Regions from separate parts of the Homo sapiens genome. Here region 2 is linked to region 1. Evidence: chromatin loops called from intact Hi-C (ENCODE). Cell type or tissue: mammary epithelial cell. All regions are shown on one strand. Links, peaks and the distances in the headings refer to the core of each region. The heading gives the core; the rest is flanking DNA.

Region 1 (8,509 bases), core at 382-8,381:
GATTAGATCCCATTTGTCAATTTTGGCTTTTGTTGCCATTGCTTTTGGTGTTTTGGTCATGAAGTCTTTGCCCATGCCTATGTCCTGAATGGTATTGCCTAGGTTTTCTTCCAGGGATTTTGTGGTTTTAGGTTTTATGTTTAAGGCTTTAATTCATCTTGAGTTAATTTTTGTATAAGATGTAAGGAAGGGGTCCAGCTTCAGTTTTCTGGATATGGCTAGCCAGTTTTCTCAGCACCATTTATTAAATATGGACTCTTTTCCCCATTGCTTGTTTTTGTCAAGTTTGTTAAAAATGAGCTGGTTGTAGATGTGTCATGTGATTTCTGAGGCCTCTGTTTTGTTCCATTGGTCTATATATCTGTTTTGTTACCAGTACCATGCTGTTTTGGTTACTGTAGCCCTGTAGTATAATTTGAAGTAAGGTAGCATAATGCCTTCAGCTTTGTTTTTTTTTTTTTGCTTAGGATTGTCTTGGCTATACGGGCTCTTTTTCAGTTCCATATGAAATGTGAAGTTGTTTTTTTCTAGTACTGTGAAGAAAATCAATGGTAGCTTAATGGGAATAGCATTGAATCTCTAAATTACTTTGGACAGTATGGCTATTTTCACAATATTGATTCTTATGATCCATGAGCATGGAATGTTTTTCCATTTGTTTGTGTCCTCTCTTATTTCCTTGAGTAGTGGTTTGTTCTTGGAGACCCACAAACAGACTTAGACTCCCACACAATAATATTGGGAGACTTTCACACCCTACTGTGAATATTAGATCAATGAGATGGAAAATTAACAAGGATATCCAGGACTTGAACTCAGCTCTGAACCAAGCAGACCTAATAGACATCCACAGAGTTCTCTACCCCACCCCATGGAATATACATTCTTCTCTCCACCACATAGCACTTATTCTAACATCGACCACATAATTGGAAGTACTCCTCATCAAATACAAAAGAATGGAAATCATAGCAGCCTCTCAGATCACAGTGCAAACAAATTAGAACTCAGGATTTAGAAACTAACTCAAAACCACACAACTACATGGAAACTGAACAACCTGCTCCTGAATGACTACTGGGTAAATAACAAATTAAGGCAGAAATAAATAAGTTATTTGAAACCAATGAAAACAAAAACACAATGTACCAGAATCTCTGGGAAACAGCTAAAGGCATGTTAAGGGGGAAATTTATAGCACTAAATGCCCACATCAGAAAGCAGGAAAGATCTAAAATTAACACCCTAACATCACAATTAAAAGAACTAGAGAAGCAAGAGCAAATAAATTCATAAGCTAGCAGAAGACAAGAAATAACTAAGATCAGAGCAGAACTGAAAGAGAGGGAGTCACGAAAAACCCTTCAAAAATCAATGAATATAGGAGCTGGTTTTTTGAAAAGATTAACAAAATAGATAGACTGCTAGCCAGACTAAACAAGAAGAAAAGAGAGAAGAATCAAATAGACACAATAAAAATGATAAAGAGGATAACACCACTAACCCTACAGAAATGCAAACTACTATCAGAGAATACTATAAACACTTCTATGCAAATAAACCAGAAAATCTAGGAGAAATAGATAAGTTCCTGGTCACATACACCCTCCCAAGACTAAAACAGTGAGAAGTTGAATCCCTGAATAGACCAAAAACAAGTTCTAAAATTGAGGCAGTAATTAATAGCCTACCATTAAAAAAAGCCCAGGACCAGGCAGATTCACAGCCAATTTCTATCAGAGGTACAAAGAGAAGCTGGTACCATTACTTCTGAAACTATTCCAAACAATAGAAAAAGAGGAACTCCTCCCTAACTCATTTTATGAGGCCAGCATCATCCTGATACCAAAACCTGGCAGAGACACAACAACACACAAAAGAAAATTTCAGGCCAGTATCCCTAATGAACATTGATGCGAAAATCCTCAATAAAATATTGGCAAACGGAATCCAGCAGCACATCAAAAAGCTTATCCACCACGATGAAGTCAGCTTCATCCCTGGGATGCAAGGCTGGTTCAACATATGCAAATCAATAAATATAATCCATCGCATAAACAGAACCAATGACAAAAACCACATGATTATCTCAATAGATGCAGAAAAGGCCTTCAATAAAATTCAACACCCTTCATGCTAAAAATACTGAAAAAATTAGGTATTGATGGAACATATCTCAAAATACTGAGAGCTATTTATGACAAACCCATAGCCAATATAATACTGAATGGACAGAAGCTGGAAGCATTCCCTTTGAAAAGTGGCACAAGACAAGGATCCCCTCTCTCAGCACTCCTATTCAACATAGTGTTGTATTGGAAGTTATGGCCAGGGCAATCAGGCAAGAGAAGGAAATAAAGCGTATTCAAATAGGAAGAAAGGAAGTCAAGTTGTCTCTGTTTGCAGATGACATGATTGTATATTTAGAAAACCCCATTGTCTCAGCCCAAAATCTCCTTAAGCTTATAAACATCCTCAACAAAGTCTCTGGATACAAAATCAATGTGCAAAAATCACAATTCCTATACAACAATAATAGACAAAGAGAGGGCCAAATCATGAGTGAATTCCCATTCACAGTTGCTACAAAGAGAATAAAATACCTAGGAATACAACTTACAAGGGATGTGAAGGACCTCTTCAAGAAGATCCAGTCAGCTTCTAATGTTTAAATTATTTAATCTTTTTACCTTTTGTTTTTCTGTATTTAACATTAAATTTATATTTATAATTTTAATATTTAATCAATTGACTTTCATCTATTCTTATTTTATGTATGTCTTGTAAAATTATACCTCATAACTCAGAATTACAGAATTTATCTTATTTCCATATATTTCAGTGAAGAAAATTAATATTTTGTAAATGTACTTTTGTTGTTGAAAAAAATAATATTTGTAAGTTGCCAAGAGTTGAAAGAATCATCTATGTTTTTTCTCATGTACACCATAAGTTCATGGCCCTTTAAAAAAAAAACAAACTGTATTTTGCTTTGTTTCCTTGTGATAGTTTAAAAGAATTTGTAAAGAACCCTTTGGCGCTTACACAGTTTGATCATATTATTATCTGCTGCATTAATGCTTCTTTACAGCACTGCATAGCTACATCACATTATGTTCATTTATATAAAGTATAGATTCTTTTCTCAAATTTTGACTAAAGCTTTTCTCTATGGTTAACTTGAATAGTCAAGTCAACACTTTTGGAGTGTCTGTTGTGCTCAGAGCACTGTGATACCTGCTGCAAATACTAAGCCTAACTTGATTAATATAATATTGTTGAAGAGATAAAACATTTATACGTGCATTTGTTTGGTTGTTTTATAGCTCAAGAGAGTTCATTTTCAGAAGTGCATAGTAAAATAGAATTATTTTCACAGAAATGGGTAAATCTCTCTTACCTGCATGGATTATGGGATATGCATAATTCTAAAAAATCATTTTAAACCATTTACATTTCAGTTTGGAATATTTAGTACTATTTGAAGCTGTAGAATAAATAATCATCTGATATATATTTTGCTTGAATTAAAGCTAGAATTGTCTGCCTTGTCTGGGAAAACTTGTATTACAGACAAAGGCAAGGATGTTCTTTGTGTACTGAAGGAAGTCAACCTAGAGAATTAAAAATTCAGCATGAAAATAAGTAGGTATGTCCCCTCATTTATGGTTTAATTGAAGAAAAGGCAAATTATTAACACAGCTGGCTTGGATGCACTGATAATAATCAATGTTGCAATTATACCGGCTAGATGACAATTTATAGATTGCATTTCCTGATTTGCCATTTGCCATTATGTTTGTGCTATTTATCAAAAATCTTATTTTTACAAAGCTCTTGTATATATAAAAAACTATAGCCTGCCCTGTTTCTAAATCTAATCCTACAAAGTAATATACTTTCCAAAAACTTAACTGTTTTACATATTTATGAATTTCTCACAGGCCCCCTAAGGGATTCATTTCTCAATTGTGTCATAAGACACCACAGTATAATGCTTGGCTTATTTTCCCATTCCCATCAAGTATTGTTCTACAGTTACACGGTGTTTTCTATTTGTTGTTGTCTAGAGCAGACTGAGGATGTAGCACTGACCCAGCCTGCTCAATGTGCAGGACTCATGCCTGCAAGCACTGGGACTCATAAGACTTATCACTGTGCATTTCTGTGTCATATCAGCAAGCTCATCTGCAGAAATACATTCTGACTGAGTAACCCTGAGGTAGACAATGCTTAATTCTCCATTTCAAAACATTCCAGGAATGGAAAAATGATTCAGCTGGAAGGCATTCGCCCTGTCAGCACCCTATTATCCTAACACAGTGTTTACTCTGTTACTGGTTTCAGTTATCCCTACACAGTTTGATAATCATTTTTGAAGCCAGCCTGGTGTATAACTTAGCACTGGTTCATAGCATGTTTATGATTGGTTTTAACATGATACCTATGGATTCACATCTATCTTTTTGCCTACTTTGTCTATTCTCTAATTTTGAGAAAATATACTTCAAAGAATGTAATTGAAGAAAAATATTGAAAATTAAAAGTATATGTTAAAATATTCTAAAGCTTATTTTAGTAATTACCAATTAGCAATTTATTGAAATTAACATATATGCACACATACAGACACACAAAGAGAGAGGGAGAGGTGCCATCAACAGTGTGTGTTTGAAAATATGTAGAAGTGTCTGTAAGATATGATGTAATTATATTAAGAAAGCATATTAAGAAATTCAATCTTTCTTGAAAGTGAAATAATCAAATTTACCATATAGTGTTCTACACTTCCATATATATTTATAAGATATTCTATGAAAACAAAATGTATACATATTTAATATAAAATAAAATCTTTATTGAAAAAATGTTTTTTTCATATTAGCTTAAAATGACAGCTATTTGGAAAAAAAAAAAGCCTAAAATTTCAGTAGGCTTAATATTAACGTGGCTTTAAAATTATATTTTCTACATAAATCTAGGGAATATATTTTATATACTATAATATTACAAAAATATCAACATTAATATTATATTTTCTTCTTGGTCTTCATGATAACCATTAATAACTTTAATACAAATATATTGGTTTGAATTATTTTTAATTTCATAATTTAATCAATGAATACATATTTCTTGTTTGTACTGTATGTCAGATACTTTCTTTAACATAATGTGCTTTGTAATTTTAGAAAAATAGTATCAAAGTCATAAATACATTAGTGTTAATACTAATATATTTGCTCTTTTATTCTTTTCTAGTTGGATCTCTTTTTAGTAACTTTCAGGGATGAAACTGCTGGAAATCTGTTGTACACCATGCCAAAATGCTTTCAGGGTTCATATGTAATAATGGGCTTTAAAAATTGTCTTTGTGAAAGTTTATTTTTGGTCTTGATTGTATATAGTTTTTTTCTATTTCATATATTTAGAACATTTTAGTGTAAACATATTTAGAAAAAGATCTTTTCAGTTGATTTTATGTTTGATTTGAGAATTATGCCATGATGTGTGCATTTGAAGGCTATTTGATTCGATAATATACATATGTTTCTATTTACGGATAAATTTTCCTTCTGGCATGATTTGCATTTAAATGAATTAAATTTTTATAATCATATATGCATATGTATATGCACCTATATATATCCATACATGCATAATTATTTATATTGTTTATAATCATAATCATGTCTATGTCTATACATGCATATGTACATGTATGTATGCATGCACATATGTTTGTGTGTGTTAGGACTGCCATAAACAAATTACTACATACTTGGTAGTGGTAAAAATCAAGTTTAGCCTAAAGCTGCCTCCTTACGTATTTTAAGTTTGGCCTAAAGGTTTCTCTGTACATTGTGAACTATAACAAGTGAAGATGTAAACAGACCGTAGCCTATACTTGTGCCAATCAGTGAGTTTTGACCAATCAAATGTAGCCAACTATTCAAACAGTGTTCAAATAAGCCATACAGCGAGCTGTAACCAATCTGGCTGTTTCTGTATCTCACTTCCGTTTTCTGTACTTCACTTTCCTTTTTTTGTTCATAAATCCTCTTCCACCATGTGGCTGTGCTGGAGTCTCTGAACATACTCTGGCTTGAGAGGCTGCCCCATTCGCGAATGGTTCATTGCTCAACTAAATGCTTTTAAATTTAATTCGGCTGAAGTTTTTCTTTTATCATACTTAGAAGGACAGTTCTGAAAGCTAGATGTCGGAAATCAAGGAGTCACTAAGGTTGGTTTCTTCTTAAGTTTCTGAGGAAGAATCTATCCCATGCCACTCTCTCAGCTTCTGGTGGCTGCTGACAATCTTTGGTGTTCCTTGTCTTATCAACACACTTTTCAATCTCTGCCTCTGTCTTCACATAGCATTCTCCCCTGTGTTTCTGTGTCTCTCCTTAAGAGGAGAGATGATATGATACAAGATCATGATATGATTAAGTAATATCCAGTAAACAGCCCACACTGATCTAATATGAGATCCCCATCTTAAATGAACTCGTTACTACAAAGTCCCTGTTTCCAAATAACATCACATTCACAATTACTGTGGACAGGATTTCAACAAATCTTTCCAGGAGACTTAGTTCAACCCACACTGTGTGTGTATACATATGCCTATACACATGTATATGTACAACAATTCACTTTAATAATAAATAACAAGTTTTCATTTGTCTGTTGCAAAAGTATGTGTCATTACAAACTGTGTTATTTACACTGCTTTAACTATTAAGTAAATACTAAATCAGTACTAAATTGGTTATGTCAGTGTTTCAGAGCATTAGATCTTAAATAAATTTTGAATACAATCAATTAAAAATAATACACAATATTTTAACATAAAATTGATGAAGTAGAGAATTCTGCAATATTTGAAATTTTAGAGAATGCCAATTAATTGCAAACATTAGTTTTAAGACTAGGTGGATACCTAGCATTCATGTAATGTTAATCTCTGACTTTAGAAAATGTCAAATTATAATAAAAACTTATATTTTATTTTAAACATAAAAATAACATCATTCATGAATACAGTAGACTAATAGGACTAAACAGAATGGCCTGAAAAAGCTCAGAAGTATCATCACCCAATTCAAAAGTAAAATAACTTACTTATAGGAGGCCAGGCATGGTGGCTCATGACTGTAATCCCAGCACTTTGGGAGGTTGAGTCTGGAGGATTGCTTGAGAGTCCAGCAGTTCAAGACTAGCTGGGCAACATAGTGAATCCCCATCTCTACAATACAATACAAAAATTAGACAGGTATGGTGGCATGCACCTGTAGTCCCAGCTACTTGGGAGGCTGAGGAAAGCGGATTGCTTGAGCCCAGGGAAATTGAGGCTGCAGTGAGCTCTGGTTGCACCACTGCACTTCAACCTGGCTGACAGAGTGAGACCCTGTTTCAAAAAAAAAAAAAAAAAAAGAAAAAGAAAACATAAATAAATAATATAACTACATTTATAAAGTTAGGTTATAAAATAATAAAACATGCTTTATCTTTCTCCAAATCTCCACAAACAATATTTTTGTTTATATTCCAATATTAGTAAAAAGGGTGAAGAGTAACACTGAGAAGACCTACTCTTAAACTCTTGTTAATGTCTTTCTAGATATGATTTTTATTATGAAAAATTTTACACATACAACAATGTTGAAATAATTTTACAGTGAACACTAATACATCCATTATCTAGATTCTATGAATAATATTTGCTACATTTGTTTAATCACATGTATATCAATTTGTCTTCTATCCATCTATCAACTTTGTTAATTTTTGATGCATTTCGAAATGAATTGTGGATCTTTGTGTATTTCCTCCAGTACATCTTTATGATAACTTTAGTCAAAGGTCAGTATTTATTACTGTTTTCTGTAATTTGATATAAAGTTTTCATAAAATGTCATGCACAAATAGTAAATATATATTTAAGTTTTGAATACATTTACTCTTATAACCATATCTCTACAGGTGTATAACACTATCATCACCCTAGAAAAGTTTTTTCTATAAATAATATATAATTTATATAATATATAAAAAGTTCTTTATATATGATGGATACATTTCCTTATTAAACACATAATTTGCAAATATTTTCTCCCATTCTGCCTGTTGTCTTTTTTACTTTTTTGATCCTGTCTTCATAATACAAACATTTTAAATTTGGATATAATTCATCTTTTTTTCTTGTGTCACTTGTGCTTTTGGTGTCATATCTAAGAAACCATTGGCTAAACCAAGTCAATAAGATTCTTATAGTTTTGGCTCTTACATTTATAACTGTCAACAATTTTGGTAATTTTTTGTGGCTGATGTAAGTTTGGAATCCAAGCGATGCTTTTGCATACAGTTATCTAGGTGTCCCAGCACTAGTTATTGAAAATACTCAATAAATTACTTTGGCTTCTTTGTTAAAAAGTCAAATGACCATAAATGTATGAATTAATTTCTGGAAATCTTGACCTATCTGTGTGTCTTTTCTTATAGCATA
Region 2 (8,509 bases), core at 125-8,124, 50 kb before region 1:
CGTCAGGTAAACATTGTGGAGAGATTTTCCTTAGTATATTCATATATTTTTACTTAAATTAGATCTTATCTAAGATTCTCATTATTTCAATTGTAGTGAATGGAAATCATCCCTAAATTGATAAGAATTTGTCATCTACAATTAAATTAGTAGTTAGTCCTAAACAAGATGCTATCTTTTTTTTTTTTTTTTTTTTTTTTTTTTTTGAGATGGAGTCTTGTGCTGTCGCGCAGGCTGGAGTGCAGTGGCGTGATCTTGGCTCACTGCAAGCTCCACCTCCCAGGTTCATGCCATTCTCCTGCCTCAGCCTCCCGAGTAGCTGGGACTACAGGTGCCTGCCACCACGCCTGGCTAATTTTTTGTATTTTTAGTAGAGACAGTGTTTCACCGTGTTAACCAGGATGGTCTCGATCTCCTGACCTTTTGATCTGCCCGCCTTGGCCTCCCAAAGTGCTGGGATTACAGGCGTAAGCCACCGCGCCCGGCCACAAGATGCTATCTTAATCTGTTTATATACATGCATAAGTTAAATATAGTAACTAAAAATGCAAGTACTATGTATTAATAGAACCATCACTATTGTAGAAGATTGATTGGTGGTCCTCCAAAAAATATGTCTATCCTGAAACTGTGAGTGTGACCTATTTTAGAAAAAGGATCATTACAGATAAAATTTAGTTAAAAATCTTGAGATGAGATCATACTGGATTAAAGTGGACCCCGAATCCAGTGACAAATGTTCTTATTAGATAAGAGAAGAAGAAAAACACAGAGGAGAAAGTGATGAGATGATAGAGGTCTATTACAGTTATACTGTCACAGGACAAGGAATACCTGGAGCCACCAGAAGCCAAAAAAGGCAAAAAAGGATTCTCCTCCAAAGCCTTCGTGGGGAACATTGATGGAAGTAAGTGAATAAGTTGATTTGAGACTGCTGGCTTGCAGAACTGTGAGAGAATACATTTGTTTTTTCTTAAATTTGTTTAATTGCAATTTAATAATTGCACATATTTATAGGATACAAGGTGATTTTTTTTTTTTTTTTGAGACAGAGTCTTGCTCTGTCGCCCAGGCTAGAGTGCAGTGGCGCGATCTCAGCTCACTGCAACCTCCAACTCCTGGGTTCAAGCGATTCTCCTGCCTCAGCCTCCCGAGTAGTTGGGACTACAGGCGCCCGCTACCATGCCAGGCTAATTTTTTGTATTTTTAATAGAGATGAGCTTTCCCTGTGTTAGCCAGGATGGTCTTGATTTCCTGACCTCGTGATCCGCCCACCTCAGCCTCCCAAAGTGCTAGGATTACAGGCATGAGCCACTGCGCCTGGCCACAAGGTGATGTTTTTATATATGTTTTGTATAGTGATCAGTTCAGTGTAATTCTGTATCTATCATCTCAAACATTATTTGTTTCTTTCCATTGGGGACCTTCAATATGCTCCTACTATCTCTTTGATACTATATATTATTGTTAACCATTGTCATCCTGCAGTGGTATAGAATACTAGAATTGATTCCTCCTATCTAGCTGTAATTTTGTATTCTGTTAAACCACCAATTTTGTGATGATTTATATGGCAGCCTAGGAAAGTAATATACCTTTATTCACCTTCAATTGTCCTTCAGTGGAAATTTGCTGAAAATCTTTAGTGGCATAGATCACTTCTTTCACCATCCCTTTATCTTCCCTATCTATTGATCTGGTTTTGTGGCCTATACCTGTTAGTTCTAGAATAGCCATTGACCTGCATCAGAGGCATTAGTATAAACTAAACCAAACCAAAACAAAGCAAAGTAAAAAATCCTCACTTTGTCTAACATGAAGTACAAGTTTCACACTTTATTAATTAAATGGGCAGATAATTTACTTTCTCCCATAAAGTCAGAAAATATGTACTTCTGGTTCCTTTTTACACCAGCTATAGTTTTTCTTTCTGTAAAATATTAGGAATCTGTCTTCTTATGTAATGTCAGATTTCTCAATATTGTTTTTCACACTAAAGACATAGAAGCTCAATTTTCTATGTGTTCACCCCACCTCAAAAAAATCCTTTCAAAATCTAGTTTACTATAAAAATAAAATATTGATTGTTGTAATAAATTTTGACTTTAAGATATTTCTAACTAATTTCATAAATTATTGTTAACTCACAGAATTTTTATTACCATATGACTTTGTCTATACCATTATTACAAAATAATGAATAAATTAAACTTTTGCTTGTGAAGATACAATAATTATTGAACATTCAATACAATTGAATAAAATGTATCAAAGAGGAAGAAGTCAACATTGGAAAATAAAAATGAAGATTTGGTCAGAGAAATTATCACTCCCTTGACCATTATGATGAATATCACGAACATAATGAACACATATAAGTTGAAAAAAAGGTGAAAGCTGATCAGCTAAGAACAAGAACAGAGAATAAATTTTTGAGTGTTTGAGGAGAAAGGTGAGTTTTAAAATAGTCACATGGGAAGAGGGAGAGATGACTCAACCAGTGATGATTGCCTAGCAAGATGAAACATGCATTTTAGGTTCACTGTCATGAAACTGAATTTTTAAAGTATTTGTCTTTAGTCAAATTCTACTGTGCCGAATATAAGGAGAATAGTATTTCTGTAAGGTAATGGCTTTGTCAAGCAAGACAAATGGAGGCAGTCAGCTGAGAGTTTGTTAGGGAAGTAGGAGGAAACAAGGAGAAGGTATGGAGCTGTGAGGCAAAGTAGATAGTGTAAAGTAGATGGTAAAGTAGATAGGAAACAGACAATCAATATCTGTAGATAAAAGTTAAATCCATTATCCTTTAAAAATCCTTTCTTAGTATGTAGGTGTTTCTAGGGTATTATTTTGCTTTTTTTTTTTTTTTTTTTTTTGAGACGGAGTTTTGCTCTTGTTGCCCAGGCTGGAGTACAATGGCACGATCTTGGCTCACTGCAACCTCTACCTCCCCGATTAAAACAACTCTCCTGCCTCAGCCTCCCGAGTAGCTGGTATTACAGGCATGCGCCACCACACCAGGCTAATTTTGTATTTTTAGTAGAGATGGGGTTTCGCCATGTTGGTCAGGCTGGTCTTGAACTCACGAACTCAGGTGATCTGCCCGACTCGGCCTCCCAAAGTGCTGGGATTACAGGCTATTATTTTGCTTTTAATATTATTTTGTTATTATTTTTAGATAATTTCTCTCTCTTGTTTTTCCTCACCTAATATATTTTGTAAACTCTTCATGAGAAGAGAATTTATCTTGTAGTTTATACATACTCTAAAGACTCCTAAACTTTTATACTCATGCAATCGTCATTCAATAGATACGTGAAATGAATATCTCTTGACGTTTTTACCAATCTTCATTTTCCAATTTTTAGCTCATATACATAATGCATAAATATACAGTCTACATTTTGGCTCAATTTTAAGTAGGCTATTTTAGGATATGAGGTTTTATAGATGTAGATGATCCTTCTTAGCTTCAATAATATAGTGGCATTGATTCATCTAAATGGAACTTTTAATGTCACTGTACATTTCCTGCTAAATGGCATGCACACATTTCTGCATATATTAACTTTTTGGCATAAATTTAACATTTCTTTTTTACTTATTCTATATATATATGTATGAATGTATACTTTTTCCTTGTTTGATTTTTCATATTTTCATGCAAATGGATAAATATGTTAAAAAAATCATAATGGATGTTAACTGAATAAAAAATCCAAATAAATTTGGAAAGAAGGACTTTCTTTCTCATAAAAGGTTGCAGTCTGCAGTGTGGCCATGCTGACAGGTTGGGAACCATAGCTCTGGGTCAGAAGCTGAAAACAGACATTTCAAGGGAGTGGCAAAGGAACAGGAATTAATGCTGAGCAGGATGGCCAGATACACATATTTAATAAACTATAGGAGGAGTCATGAATATTTATGAAAGGAGAAACATGCACATACACAGTTGAGCTTCATGCCTGTCTGTGGGTCCCATGTCCAAAAAATTAACATGATCCAACGGTGGAGTTTCTGGCTCTCTGAAGTCAAAAGGTGAAGCAGAGGACATGAAAAGTCCTCACTGTACATTATTCGTAGATTGGCCAGAACCACTTCCTGGTTGGTTGTCTCTTATCAGGAAGGAATACTGTAAGTTGTTTCATTGAAGCTGCTAAAAGGGAGGAGCAGCATTATTAGGTGGTTGTTTAAAATCGGCTCTGCAGAGCCTTTTGAAAGGGCTGGTTTCTGTTTGGTCCTTAGGAAAGAAAGCCTAATGACGATTAGTGAGGGGTCAGGTGTAAAAAGGTGTGTCCAACCTCCCGTTCTGTCATGGCTGGGAACTCAGAGTTCACGATTTCTCCTAGGTTCCCTTGGCCAAGAGGGTGTCCATTCAGTCATGTGAGGGGCTTGGGATTTCGTTCTTTTCTCACAAAGGAATTCATAGGAAGTCAAGTACCTGTGCATTAAGGCCACATGCTTAGTCATTCACTTTTACTAACACAACCTCACATTTAAGCTCAATTTTCTTCAGGTTCCTCATCTTAAAACAGTTGAATTTACACGAGTAATTTGTAAATTTGTGTTGCTTATGATCTAAGGTTGAGTATTTTTTAGGTAATGTTGCTGAAAAAAAGTGTAAGAAAAATAAAACATTATAAGAATAGATTAAATGACAAAAAGCTATTCCCATAAAAGGGTTTTGTATTAAAAAATGAATATTTTCCTAATTGTGCTCATAATGTGGAAATTTTATAAAATTATGCAAATATTTTTGAAGTTCCCTTATAGTTTATAAGGATAATGGTATATTATTAATAAGAAAGGGTGTATATTTCATTTTTTTTAAATCCTATTTTTCAGAAATATTATTTGAGTTTGCAGAGATATGAGTTAAATAACTAAACACAAATTGCCAGCGTGGATTGTTGAGAGACTGTTTTCCATGGTTGTCTTGCATTTCTGAACATCTTGAGATGAGGCAATTCTGCCTGTTGGTCTGAGCTGTCTTTCTAAAGATGCCTGTATGCTAAATGGGTTTGTAATACATGGATAAATATCTATTGCCTTGAGGCAAAGGGCAGATTTGCTTATAGGATTGGAATGTGGAGATAGTGTTTCCCTCTGTAGCAGACAGTGAATGTGTTTACTCTCCAGTTCAATAAATGCAGTGCCTGAATTCAAAGCACAGAACGAGAATGCTAAGTCATGATTGTTTTCTAAGCTGAGGGTCCCTATCCTTTAATGCAAACCACTTCATATATAGGCATCCACTGGGCCTACATAGCCTTGAATCTATGAGATTTGGCTAGAAATCATGTGTTGATATTCACGTTGATTGCTGTGCTGTGAGTAACGGGGTCCTTTCTCTCTGACTCATGAGTGTTGTGTCTTCTGCCAGTAACTATGAAATTGTGGCAGGCTAACTTGTTGACTGGCTGGTAAGGTAAAATTTCAGACCCTTGTTATTTCTTGACGTTTTCGTGTGAAAAAGTGAATGCTCATAGTGAGATGGCTTTTTTTGAAGATTTGGTAGACAATTTATAGGACTTAAGGGAGTCCATAGAAATTAGTAGCAAACATGTACATCAATTTTAAGGAAAACTGGCGATATGCTCCAGGATTTTGTTGACTTTTAGAAAAGAGGAATTGAGACGTGAGTGTTGGAAAATCGTTCAAAAATCAGTCTTCTGAGTGTTGTTGTCTTGGTTGGTGGTAACTCTTCTCCCAGAAGAGGAACTTTCTTGCTGTCTGGTATTCAGATAAGTTTGCTCCACTGCAATCATTAGTACTATGATTTATCCTGGGTGAGCAGAAGGTTCTGACTTTTCTCTCACTCCGTCACCTGACAATAGATATAGAAATATGTAAACTCTGCTGCACAAAAAAAGAAGAAAATTCATGAATGCTCTCAGCCAAAAATCAGAGTATTTTTAAAACTTTGGGTCATTGGGAGAGAAAGAGGTGCTTGTTAGGAAAGCATGGCAAGAGGTGGGTCATTGTACAGTTCAGAGTCCTCTATCGTGACAGCATTGTATTAATTAAGAAATAAATACATAAATAATCTTTATTGAGTTATTGACAGTGAGTATAGGGTACTATAAGGGATTTGGCAGTCTTGGGAAAATTTCTGTGAGACAGACAACTCTCATGTGAAAACACAGATAAAGCGTTGAACACTTATTGTAGATTTTATTGCTCCAAATCAAGTTTAAAATACCAGTGAAGTAACTGCAAGAGAATAAGTGAGAGATCCAAATACATCTATATAAATTCTTGCAATCATCCTTTCTAACATGAAAAACACCCCTCTCTCCTGAGTTAAAACCAGCCCGAAATATGAGAGATAGTATCAGGACGACTGTACAGAAAATCACCCAGATAAAAATAAACTTTCAAAAAGGGACTATTTAAGCTTCTTATAGATTCTGGATATTAGACCTTTGTGGGATGCATAGATTGCAAATGTTTTCTCTAGTTCTGTAGGTTTTCTTTTTACCCTGTTGATAGTTTCTTTTGCTGTGCAGAAGTTCTTTAGTTTGATTAGGTCTCACTTGTTAATTTTTGTTTTAATTTTTGTTTTTTGTTGCAATTGCTTTTGAGGTCTTCGTTGCACAATTCACAATAGCAAAATATGGAATCAACGTAGATGCCCATTTATAGTAGAGTGGATAAAGAAAATGTGGGCCATGTACACCATGGAATACTATGCAACCATATAAAAGAATGAAATTATGTCCTTTGCAGCAACATGGGTGCAGCTGGAGGCCAATATTCTAAGCAAATTAATGCAGGAACAAAAAAATCTAAATACCGCATGTTCTCACTTATAAGTGGGAGCTAAACAGTGAGTATACTTGTACTCAAAGAAGGAAACAATAGACACTGGAGCCTACATGAGGGTGGAGGGTGGGAGTAGAGTTAAAATCAAAAAATTATCTATTGGATGCTATGCTCACTACCCTGGGCAACAAAATAGTTTGTACACCAAACGTCTGTGACACACAATTTACCCACATAACAAAACTCCACGTGTACCTCCTGAACCTAAGATAAAAGCTGGAAGGAGAAAACAAGCCTTGGTCAGCCAGAGCGGTAAATTGTATGGTTCCAGAGGAAAAGCAAAGTGATGTGGCTGTGATTGATGAGTCAAGGGATCCTCAAAGCTGAAGTTGTTGGTGCTGGTAATTACTTTACAGCCAATGTGGGGTACAAAACATTAGAACAAAACGTTGTAAATTTGGTTGAGCATCAAACAACCATAATGCTGCATGAAACTAAAAGTAAATATCCCTCAATCACAGGTTTGGAGACACTCTTGTCCTCTATTGATTCTCATCTGTCTTCAGCTGCTTTAATGTGAAAGATGATTTTCTTCTCACTTCAGCTGCTTTAACGTGAAAGATGGTTAGGGGTGGAGATGAATTCCAAGAGTGACTGATGGCTATACATTCTCAAAGAAATTTGAGGAGGGAAGAGAACCAAACTTTTATGTCTCTTAAATATAGATGTGGAAGTTTCTGGAGTTTGGATAAGTTTTTCAGTGGAGAAAGCACACTAACATGAACTTGTGTGTGGCATCCTTTAGGACCGTGTAATGTATGTTGTTGTTTCTATCTCTATATGTATAGTAAGAATTGATGTATTATGAACTGCTTCTTATATTCTATGCTCCCTCTTCCCCATCCCATAAGTCCCAGAATGGATTCTCTGATTGAGGGGAATTGGATGTGCAGAACTGCTTGTACTTTTAAGATTCCAATATACTAAAAAAAACCTATGAGTTAAAACCTTTGCTATGGATATTTTGATAATTAGAACCTCTGGTAAATTGAGGCAACCTCCACTGAGAAGCACTCTTTGGAATTTTGAATGTGTTACCTATCCCTAATAGGTTCAGTTGTGGACAGCTATCAGATACACTGTTTTTAAAAAGTACCTCTTGTCTTGCTACTGGAATTTTGTTGAAACTACATACCTGACCCAAGGAGGCCATTTGACTCTCTGATTTGAAATTCTCAGTTTGCTGTGGATCATATCTTGGATCTCATGACTAACATGGTGGTAGTATACAACGAATCTCACCAGTCAAATGGAAATGATATAGAATGCAGCCGAACAGCCCCTGTAGCAACTTGATTATACATAAAATAGTAGCAGCTATCTCTTTGATGAAACCTTTATCTCTCATTTCACCATATGAAGAAAAAGCACTAGCATGATAGGGCCCTCCACTTGCAGACTTTCACCTAAGTGCCTGGTCTATATTATACACACACACACACACACACACACACACACACACAATCCATTTATTAAAACATACCAAGAAGCTGATACATAAGTTTGAAAATTGTAGTTAAATTTACTAATATCAAAATTTCTTCTTCCCTGGGACCATGGACCCCTAGTTTGAGGTTAAGAATAAATAACATGCTATTATTTTTATTTTAGGGGTATGTTCTTTTATATAAAAGCTTTATTTTGATATAATTCTCACATATATTTCACCAATGTAATGTATAAG

Evidence for each region. A loop is a pair of places that touch in the nucleus more often than their neighbours do. Peaks named below come from ENCODE experiments on the same cell type or tissue, not always from the same donor. Only the 100,000 strongest peaks of a DNase experiment are listed, where the experiment ranks them.
Region 2: a loop joins it to region 1, with 2.1 times the contacts of the local background. A loop is called at or near these places in 4 of 110 quality-filtered maps.

What each region holds. Positions count from the first base shown.
Region 1 is chr13:64,719,722-64,728,230 of GRCh38, forward strand. No RefSeq gene overlaps it. Among named protein-coding and RNA genes, the nearest start is that of LINC00355, 650 kb to the left of the region's middle. In mammary epithelial cell, for the core only: no CTCF peak of the experiment used is centred there; a DNase peak (open chromatin) is centred at 4,290; H3K27ac peaks cover 1,259 bases.
Region 2 is chr13:64,670,403-64,678,911 of GRCh38, forward strand. No RefSeq gene overlaps it. Among named protein-coding and RNA genes, the nearest start is that of LINC00355, 600 kb to the left of the region's middle. In mammary epithelial cell, for the core only: no CTCF peak of the experiment used is centred there; DNase peaks (open chromatin) are centred at 2,509, 5,059 and 5,309; H3K27ac peaks cover 1,691 bases.